2 separate regions of the Homo sapiens genome follow, and region 1 is linked to region 2. Evidence: read pairs that join two places in POLR2A ChIA-PET (ENCODE). Cell type or tissue: PC-9. All regions are shown on one strand. Each heading gives the region's core, and the rest is flanking DNA. Links, peaks and the distances in the headings are about the cores only.

What was found. Peaks named below come from ENCODE experiments on the same cell type or tissue, not always from the same donor. Only the 100,000 strongest peaks of a DNase experiment are listed, where the experiment ranks them.
Region 1: POLR2A ChIA-PET joins it to region 2 with 7 read pairs; 2 of 35 experiments call an interaction of 5 or more read pairs at or near these places.

The regions. Positions count from the first base shown.
Region 1 is chr5:143,930,663-143,936,043 of GRCh38, forward strand. No RefSeq gene overlaps it. Among named protein-coding and RNA genes, the nearest start is that of HMHB1, 120 kb to the left of the region's middle. In PC-9, for the core only: no CTCF peak of the experiment used is centred there; a DNase peak (open chromatin) is centred at 2,949; H3K27ac peaks cover 428 bases.
Region 2 is chr5:143,146,330-143,151,710 of GRCh38, forward strand. ARHGAP26 (Rho GTPase activating protein 26) reads left to right here. Exons shown (of 23, transcript NM_001135608.3): 20 at 902-1,052. Among named protein-coding and RNA genes, the nearest start is that of ARHGAP26-IT1, 43 kb to the right of the region's middle. In PC-9, for the core only: no CTCF peak of the experiment used is centred there; no DNase peak of the experiment used is centred there.

The sequences.
Region 1 (5,381 bases), core at 182-5,181, 780 kb after region 2:
ACATGAAAGGGGACTTTCTTTTCTACCCTAGGTACTAGCACTCCAACTTGGGTGACAAAGCAAGACTCCATCACAAAAAATAAATAAATAAATAAATAAATAAATAAATAAATAAAGGAGAAGAGGAGGAAGAGACCAGAGCTCTCTGTATTTCTACCTGTTCTGCCATGTAGGAACACAGCAACAAGGTGGTTGTCTCTAAGCCAGGAAGAGGGCCTTCATCAGGAACTGAATCTCCTGGCACATTGATCTTGGACTTCCCAACTTCCAGAATTGTGAGAAGCAATGTCCATTGTTTAAGCCACCCAGTATGTGGTATTTTGTTAGAGCAGTCTAAGTTGACTAAGATAGTGCCTATTTATTTTTTCTTTTCTTTAGAAAGTGAAAATAATAGCTATAAGTGTTCAATATATTGGTCCACAGAATAATTAGCTTTCTGAAAATTTGTGCATATGCAATTAGGAAAAATAGCATGACATTGTTTTTGACAGGATTACTCCATGCTTTATTAAAAGTTATGAATCAATTTACCATTGAAAATGACAGCAGGGAGCAGAACAAGATGGCAGAATATAAGTGTACACTTTCCACCTTCCCAGCTAGAAGATCAAATTTTAACAACTATCTGCACACAGAAAAATATCATCACAAGAACAAAAAATCAGGTGAGCAATTACGGTATGTGTTTTTAACTTCTTATAGTGGAAAGAGACATTGATAGGCGGCAGGGGAGACAGTCTTGAATCATTGATGCCACCCCTCCCCCATTCCCCAGCAGTGGTGTTGCAGCACAGTGAGAGAATCTGTGCACTTTGGAAAGGGAGAGCACAGAGACTGGAGGACTTTACATTGATCTCAGTGCTGCCTTGTGACAGCGGAGAATAAAGCTGTGCTGGTCTGAGCCAGCACTCGTGCACAGAGGGAGCACTTGGATCAGCTCTAGCCAGAGGAATCACCTATCCCAGCAGTCAGAATTTGAGTTTCTTGGCAAGCCTTACCATCATAAGCTGAAGTGTTCTGGGGTCCTAAATAAATTCAAAAGGTAGCCTAGGACATGAAGACTGCAGTTCCTACGCAACTCCTAGCGCTAGGCTGGGCTTAGAGCCAGTGAATTAGGGCAGCACATGACCTAAGGAGACAGCAGCTGGCACAGCTAAGGAGCACTTGTGCCATCCCTTCTTCAATCCCAGGCAGTGCAGTTAATAGTCACAAAAAGTGACTCCTTCCTTTTGCTTCAGGAGAGGAGAGCAAAGAGTAAAGAGTACTGTGTCTTGCCTCTTGGATACCAGCTCAGCCACAGTATGATAAATCATTGAGCAGAGTAATGAGGCCCTCATTCCAGGCCCTGTCTCCCAGATTTCAGACACACTCTTTGAGAAAAGGGAACCTGCTGCCTTGAAGAGAAGGATCCAGTCCTGGCAGAATTAACTACCTGCTGACTTAAGAGCAGGTCCTTGGTCTCTGAATAACTACCAGCAACACCCAGGAAGTACATGTGGGCCTTGGGCTCTGAGATATGCTGGCTTCAGGGGAGAGCCAGCACATTCTCAGCTGTGGTGGCTATGGTGAAATACTCCTCCTGTTCGAGAAAAGGAGAGGGAAAAGTAAAGGGGACTTTCTTTTGCACCCTAGGTACTAGTTCAGTCACAGTGGAGTAAAGCAACAAGCAGGTTCTTAGGGTCCCCAAGTCCAAGCTTAGGCTCTTAGATTGCATTTGTGGAACTACCCTGGGCTAGAGGGGAGCCCACTACTCTGAAGAGTGAGTTCTAGGCCTGGCAACATTTACCACAAGCTGACAGAAGAGCCCTTGGGCTTTAAGTGAACACTGGTGATGGCCAGGTAGAAGCACCTGTGGACCAGTGATTATGACCGCAACAGGGAGAGGTTCCTCTGCCTGTGTAAAGGGAAAGGAAAGTAGGAAGGATTTTGTATTGTGGTTTGAGTACCAGCTTAGTTGCCGTAGAATAGAACATCAGGTAAATTGCTAAGGTTTTTGACTGCAGTTTCTGGTTCCCAGACAGAATCTCTGGACACACTTGGGGCCTGGAGAAACTTGCTACACTAAAGGGAAAGGCACTGGGAAAAGCCCAGGGCTGTGCTAGATTCAGGTCTGAGTCAATGCCATTCCAGTGGTGGTGGCCACAGAGATGCTTGCATCACCATACCCCAAGTTCCAGGTGGCTCAGCATAGACAGACTCTGTGTGTTTGGGAGAAAGTAAGGAAAAAGAGCAAGAGTGCCTGGTGATAAAGAGAATTCATCTGGAAATTATTCAAGACCACCAAAACAATACCTCCAGAAGTCTGCAAAACCCACAGTATTATTGGGCATAGGGCTTAAGTCCTTTCAAATACCTAGAAAGCCTTCCCAAGAAGAACAGACTGTGAAGTTTACAATAAACACCTAACTCTTCAATGCCCAGACATCAAAGAACATATATAAGTATCAACATCATCCAGGAAAACATGACCTCACCAAATGAACTATGTAAGGGACCAGAGACCAGGCCTGGAGAAATGAAGATATGTGACCTTTCAAATAGAGAATTCAAAATGGTTGTTTTAAGGAAATTCAAAGAAATTCAAGATGATACACAGAAGGAATTTAGAATACTATCAGATAAATTTAACAAAGAGATTGAAATAATTAAAAAGAATCAAGCAGAAATTCTAGGGGTGAAAAATGCAGTTGACATGCTGAAGAATACATCAGAGTCTCTTAATAGCAGAATTGATCAAGCAGAATAAATAATTAGTGAGCTTGAAGATAGGCTATTTGAAAATATACATCCAGAAGAGATAAAAGAAAAAAAGAATAAAAAACAATGAGGCAGCAGCCAGGCACAATGGCTCACACCTGTAATCTCAGCACTTTGGGAGGCTGAGGCAAGTGGATCACTTGAGGTTAGGTATTTAAGACCAGCCTTAGCAACGTGGTGAAACCCTGTCTCTCCTGAAAATACAAAATTTAGCTGGGCGTGGTGGAATGTGCCTGTAGTCTCAGTGACTCAGAAGGCTGAGGCAAGAGAATTGCTTTAACCTGGGAGGTGGAGGTCGCAGTAAGCCAAGATTATGCCACTGCACTCCAGCCTGGGCAACAGAGCAAGGCTCTATCTCATAAAAACAACAAACAAACAACAACAACAACAAACAATGAAGCATCCCTATAGGATCTAAAAAATAGCATCAAAGGGGCAAATCTAAGAGTTACTGGCCTTAGAGAGGAAGTAGAGAGAGAGAGGGTTAGAAAGTTTGTTGAAAGGGATCAGAGCACTTCCCAACAGATAGATTGGGAAGATCTCAATACAGTAATAGCTGGAAACTTCAACACCTCACTTTTTCCCTAATCTAGAGAAACATATCAACATTCAAGTACAAGAAGGTTATAGAACACCAAGCAGCTTTAACCCAAGGAAGACTACTCAAGGCATGTAATAATCGAACACCCAAAGGTCAAGGGTAAAGAATGGATCTTAAAAGCAGCAAGAGAAAAGAAACAAATAATATACAATGGAGCTCCAAAACATCTGGCATCAGACTTTTTAGTGGAAACTTTACAGGCTGAGAGGGATTAATATGACATATCTAAAGTGTGGAAAGAAAGAAAACTTTTACTCTAGAATAGTATATCTGGTGAAAATACTCTTTAAGCATAAAGGAGAAATAAAGACATTCACAGACAAAAGCTGAGGAATTTTGTCAATACTAGACCTGTCCTACAAGAAATGATAAAGGAAGTTCTTAAATCTGGAAGAAAAGGATATTAATGAAAAAGAAGAAATTATCTGAAGATATTAATACAAAACTCACTGGCAATAGTAAGCACACAGAAAACATGGAATAGTGTAACAATGTAGTTGTGGTGTGAAAACTTCTCAAGTAGAAAGACTAAATGATGAACCAATAAAAAATAACTACAACGTTTCAAGACAGAAAGTACAATAAGATATAAATAGCAACAATAAAAAGTTTAAAAGTAGGGATACAAAGTTACAGTGTAGCGTTTTTACTAGTTTTCTTTTTGTTTGTTTGTTTGCTTGCTTATGCAATCATTGTTAAGTCATCATCAGTTTAAAATGATGGGTTGTAAGATAGTATTTGCAAGCCTCATGGTAACCTCAAATAGAAAAACATACAATGGGTACACAAAAAGTAAAAAGAAAGAAATTAAAGCATATCCACCAGAGAAAATCACTTTCACTAAATGGATGACAGGAAGGAAGGAAAGCAGAAAAAGACCACAAAAACCACCAAAAAACAAATAACAAAATGGTAGAAGTAAGTCCCTACTTATAAATAGAAACATTGAATGTAAATGGACTAAACTCTAATTAAAAAAAAAAAAAACAGAATGGCTGAATGGATAAAAAAACAAGACTTGGTGATCTGTTGCCTACAAGAAACACACTTCACCTATAAAGAAACATAGACTGAAAATAAAGGTGTTGAGAATGGTGGCTCACACCCATTATCCCAACACTCTGGGAGGCCGAGGTAGGTGGATTACCTGAGGTCAGGAGTTCGAGACCAGCCTGACCAACATGGTGAAACCCATCTCTACTAAAAATATAAAATTAGCTGGGCATGGTGGCACACTTCTGTAATCCCAGCTACTTGGAAGGCTGAGGCAGGAGAATTGCTCAAACCTGGGAGGCAGAGGTTGCTGTGAGCTGAGATTGCACCATTGCACTCCATCCTGAGCAACAGAGTGAGACTCTGTCTCAAAAGAAGAAAAAAAATGTAAAGAAAATAAAAGAAAGGAATGGAAAAAACTATTCCATGTCAATGGAAACCAAAAAATACGTTTTAAAACAAAAGCTGTAAGAAGAGGCAAAGAAGGTTATTTATTATGTAACGATAAAGAGGTCAATTCATCAACAGGATATAATTATTGTAAATATATATGCACCCAACACTAGAGCACCCAGATGTTTAAAGCAAATGTTATTACAGCTAAAGAAAGAGATAGGTCTCAATATAGTAATAGCTGGAAACTTCAACACCCCACTTTCAGCAACTGACAGATCACCCAGACAAAAAATCAACAAAGAAACATTGGACTTAATCTGTACTATAGACTAAATGGACCTAATAGATATTTACAGAACATTTCATCAAAGGCTACAGAACATACATTCTTCTCTTCAGCATATGGGTCATTCTCAAGGATAGACCATATTTTAGGTCATAAAACAAGACAAGTCTTAAAACATTGAAATGATATCAAGCATTTTTTCTGAACACAGTGGAAGAAAACTAGAAATCAATAACAAGAGGAATTTTGGAAATATATAAACACATGGAAATTAAACAATATGCTTCTGAATGACCAGTGGGTCAATGAAGAAATTAAGAAGAAAACTAAAAAATTTATTGGAGTGAA
Region 2 (5,381 bases), core at 318-5,317:
GTTTACAAGATACATTCCTGCCTATGATCCCACTTGATCCTCATGACAGTTCCACAAGCTGTGAAAGGCAGTTCTTGTTCTCCCCATTTTATAGATTGTTAACCAGGAATCCAAGATCAAGTAGAAATTGCCTGAGGCCACATAGCCAGTCAGGGCTTGAAGAGAACTCAGGTTTTCTGTCTCTTGGCTTGGCAGTATTCTCCAAGCATGAATATGACTGCTGGGACTATGGACTCAAGTGTTTTGTTGTTGTTTATAGGCAAACCATTCTGCAGCCCATTACAGAGCGATTTATCAAAGAATTCACTTGAAGTCAAACACCAAGTACATGGAGCTAGAGGCAACACAGAAAGATGTGTCTGAGAAAGGGTCAGGAATTTAGACTGGTGGAGTCGTAAGGACATTGGTGGCTAAATAGTAGATCTTCTCTGGTGAGGCTCTATGGAATTGGAGGTGGGACATGGCCTGATCAATTAGAGCAATATTAGAGGCAGGAGTTTTAGAATAAAAGGTGAGTGTCACAGAAGCCAAGGGGATCTGGGTGAATGTGAGGGGTCTGTGGAGGCTTTTCTCTACTCTGGCAATCTGCCAGTCAAAAGAAGATGCAATTTATGGTGCCATAGTAGGGCCACTCTTAGAAAAAATCCTGGCTTATATTAAAGGGGAGATATATCCTGTTATGACGAGGAAAGGGGTTTGCTTTAAAATTTCGAGTCACCTGTTCCCCCTTGACTCTTCCTTTCCCACTTTTAATTCTTAACCTTTTCTATGTTGTTTCTTAAGCTTCCCTGGGATCAGAGATCTTGATCCAGTCTTATTCTTTATACATTTTTGTGCATGTAGCAATAGACTGTCCCTATGCAATAATATTAATATGGGACTTGTGGCTTTTCCCCCCCAGAGGAACAAAGGAACAGCATCATCAACTCCAGTTTGGAATCTGTCTCATCAAATCCAAACAGCATCCTTAATTCCAGCAGCAGCTTACAGCCCAACATGAACTCCAGTGACCCAGACCTGGCTGTGGTCAAACCCACCCGGCCCAACTCACTGTAAGTATGATGTCCAGCTGCCTACCCCACAAGGGCTTTGGTCAGCCATTCCACCTAGAATTTGCTGTCTGGCTCCATCTGACTTTGGACCATTATCCCCTGAACATTATTTAAACCTCCTCCCTAAACTGGGAGCTCAGCTGGCTTGTTGTGGGTTTTTAAAGCATCATCATCTCAGAGGGAGTCGTTATTCTTAACATACTGCTTCTTAGCCTTGGTGATTTTTGATTTACTGTCCTGCTGAGATGGCTTTGGTGATAGCTATTGCCTGTGCTGGCTGCTAGGCATGAAAAGCAATTTCTGTAAGTTTTACAAACGTCCAGGGACTGTAGCAGCTCTGTGGCCGAGTTTGTTTCACTCATCTATGTTGTCTCGGTTTCCCTCCCCACTGACTATGTTGGAAATGTTCAATGCCAACTCCATGTCCACTTCCATAAGGAAGAGCCCCCAGGAGCCCTTTGTGTCTTCACATCCTCAAACCTTAGCATGACTATGACTTCTTGACAGAGACTATGAAAGAGAAGAACCCTTTTTGCTTTATTTTTCAGCATTGAGCACCCATAGTCAGGACAATTAGTTTGGGGGCTGGTTGTCTAGCCCTCCACAGAAACTAGGTCTACTCTGCTAGGATCAGAAAGTTCTCCCTCATGGTTTCAACCCCACATTGCTTCACATGCTTCCTTAGACTACCCCATAAATCTTGTCAACTAGCGCCTTTGCAGAAAGAATGTGAGGCCATGACCGGAACAGTTGGACTCTCAGGCTACAGTTATGTAAGACTCAGGAAAAACAGATGATTTTCCCATTCTCTAAGTGAAAATACATTGAGGTTCAGCCACAGACTGTCTTCAGGGCAGTTGTTTCACGTGGGGAGACGCTAGCATGGCGGTGAGATGCTAGGATGTCGGTAACCTTTTCCTGCTCCTCCACATGCCATAGTTTCATGACAGCACCCTGCCATTCAATTGCTGTGAGATATTTACAAATCTGCAAAATGAGTCTGATAATTTCTGCCTTAGAAGACACTAAGGGCTATTAAATGCTTGGGAGGAGAGATGACTCCAAATGGACTTAAGAGGTACATAATAAAAATGTGACTATACTGTAGGATGAAATCTGAAACTGAGAATATAAGATCTTTTTAGTTGTTGGCAGCTTTAAATCATACTGATGTTCAGGAAGTTTAATTATTTGCCTGTTGAGTGGTAAATCACATGTTCCTTCACCAAGAAGTGGACCAGTGCCTCAGGACCTCAAAATAATTGAATTTGTTTGGCTTATGGGCAGTGAGTCTCTTCCGGTTCTCCATGGCTGGGCTTGCCTAGGGAGCCTCCCTGCCTTGAGGTTTGACCTTCTCAGGTTCTCCTATACCCACTTTCCTAGACTTTAGGGAGATTCTATTTTCTTTACTTGTTTTTTTCTTCAGTTGGTTTAATTTTCTGTACCTAGCAGTTGCTGAAGTGATTCCTTGCTCTGTATGAGCAAGGTTGAATTTCTAGCCCAAGTTGCTTAACATCCCCTGATTTTAGCCAGCCGCTACCAACTAGTGGTCTGTAATTTTCTTTTCAGTGGCTGGTAACTGTGGGCCCCTGAGTCACTGCTGAGTACAGTGTGTACAAAGAGGTTGCTTAAGCAGCTAAGTGGAAAAGGGGAGGTGTGTCTTTTAAACAGGTCCTGAGGAGAAGGCTTGGGATTTTTTGTTTTTTAGGTGTCTAGATACGATTTATTTTCATAACATCCTGGGAATCGCTCTGCCCACTTCACACCACCCAGAGGGACTGTTGCCTGCCTGGTACAGATCTGGGGGGCTTTCCTGGGGAAGGGAGGGTGATAACAGGAACGGTTCTAATTGTCTCTGGAGGAGAATTAGAAAAAGAAGTGTGGGTGTGCCTCCAACAAGACCACTGTCCTTCCAAGCTGAGTGAGTCGCTGATTGATACCTTTGGGTCTTGAGGTCAGGGAAGGTTGTTCCTGAGGTAGAAGCAGTACCAGCATCAGCCCTGATACCAGCGTCTGCCATGGCCCTGAGTGAGAGCCATGTCAAAGTCCCCCATAAGCTCTGCAGGCAGGCTCGCAGCCACTTCTCAAACCCCAGGCAGTGAGGTGATTTTCCTGGGATCCTGTCTCCCTGATATTTTCTGCCTGGGATTTGCTGGTGTGGATCATGCATGGCTGTTAGGCAGTCCTAACAAATGGACCCACAGTACTTTCCCTGAGCAATTTGATTCTGAGAAATCTGTCGGCACACAGACGTGCCACGGTAACAATCACCTGAGACGACTTGGGTCTCAGCCTCAGGTGTGGACCCTTTTGTTCCCTCCATCGTTGTTGAGTTGGAAGTGTCCAGAGATCCTCCAGTGGGAACACTTAATGATGCAGATGAAAATAAAGAACAAAGGTGGGCTGGGAGGATTACCATTAACTTGACTATTAATTATGCATGAGGTAGGGAACCAGTCACCAGGAAGCTATCTGTTCTTTTTATTTCACTCCTTTATTTCACTATTTTTCATAATGACTGGGATATCATTATGACCAGAGAGAAATCATAGTGAAAGAAACATGTTTGTTACTCATAATACAGTGGTACCTCTGATAATACATTTTGCTGTATTACTAATCTTTCCTAATTCTCCAAGGACATCAGGGCCCTCTTATTTACATGAATGTAATGCTAAATCAGGCATCAAAATTAGAGAGGCCATCATTCTACCTGTGCCAGGGCAAGGCTGCTGGGTTTAAATCTTTGGCAGGTCCTCAGCTTGACTCCTGAAGTAGCCATCTCTCCTGAAGAACAAAGGACAATTGGTAAGTCAGGACCAAAGTCCAGCTAGTCTGAAATTGTTAGCAACTGTGGCTGAACCTATTTTATGCCCAGACCCATGCATGCCAAGCTACCTGGGGTAAACCGGAATAAGAGGGTTCCTGTCTTCCCCAAGAGTTCACAGTCTAGCTAAGAAAGAAAGGCAGTGGCATATGGCAGTGCTAATGGGGACTTACAAGTCATAATGTGTTCAGAGTTCAACCACTGTCAACTGAATATGTGGTGAGTGCACACACTAGGTCGAAGTAGTGGAAAAGGTCGGGTAGATGGAGTGTGAGGTGGGCATTAGGAAAAACTTAGGTGGATGGATGAAGAGCATTCCAGGTAAGAAGGATGAAGGAGGCAGAGATTATCCAGGATGGATAAATGCATTCTGCAGACATGTGTATTAGGGGAGGAGGGAGCTGGAATTCCTCTGGTACCACTACCACCAAAAAAAGACTTGAACAAACCTTTAAAATCAGGAGTCTTCACATAAAATTCAGATTTCATGCTGGAACAACTGGACATCCATATACACAAAAATGAATCTAGATACAGACATTATACCTTTCACAGAAATTGATTCCAAATGGACCATAGGTCTAAATGTAAAATGCAAAACTGTAAAACCTCTAGAAGATAACATAGGAGAAAACCTAGGTGGCCTTGGGTATAATTATGACTTTTTAGATACAACGTTAAAAGTATAATCTGTGAGATAAAAACTTAAGTTGGACTGTGTTTAAACTAAAAACTTCTGCTCTGTGAAAGACACTCAAGAGAATGAAAAGACAAGCCACACACTAGGAGAAAATATTTGCAAAACACATATCTGATAAAGGACCAGTATCCAAAATATACAGAGAACTCTTAAAATTCAATAATAAGTAAACAAAGAACCCAATTAAAATATGAGCAAAAAATATGAACAGATACCTCATCAAAAAGGACATACAGGTGTCAAGTAAGCATATAAAAATATGATTCACGTCTTATGTCTTCAGGGAAATACAAATAAAAACAACAGTGAGATACCACTACACACCTCTGAGAATGGCCAAAATTCCAGAACACTGACAACATCAAATGCTGGCTAGGATGTGGAGCAGTGGGAACTCTCACTCATTACTGGTGGGAATACAAAGTGATACAGCCATTTTTAGAAGACAGTTTGGTGGTTTTTCACAAAACCAAACATATTCTAAGCATACAATCCAGCAATCATGTTCTTTGGTATTTACCCAAATGAGTTGAAATTTATGTCTACACAAAAACCTGCACATGGATTTTGTTAGAAGCTTTATTTATAATTGCCAAAACTTGGGAAGCAACCAAGATGTCTATCAGTATGTGAAAATGGATAAACAAACTATGGTGCACGCAGACAATGCTATATTATTCAATGATTTTAAAAAGTGAACTCTCCAGCCATGAAAAGACATGGAGGAACTTTTAATGCATATTGCTGAGTAAAAGAAGTCAGTCTGGCGGGGTGCAGTGGCTCACACCTGTAATCCCAGCAC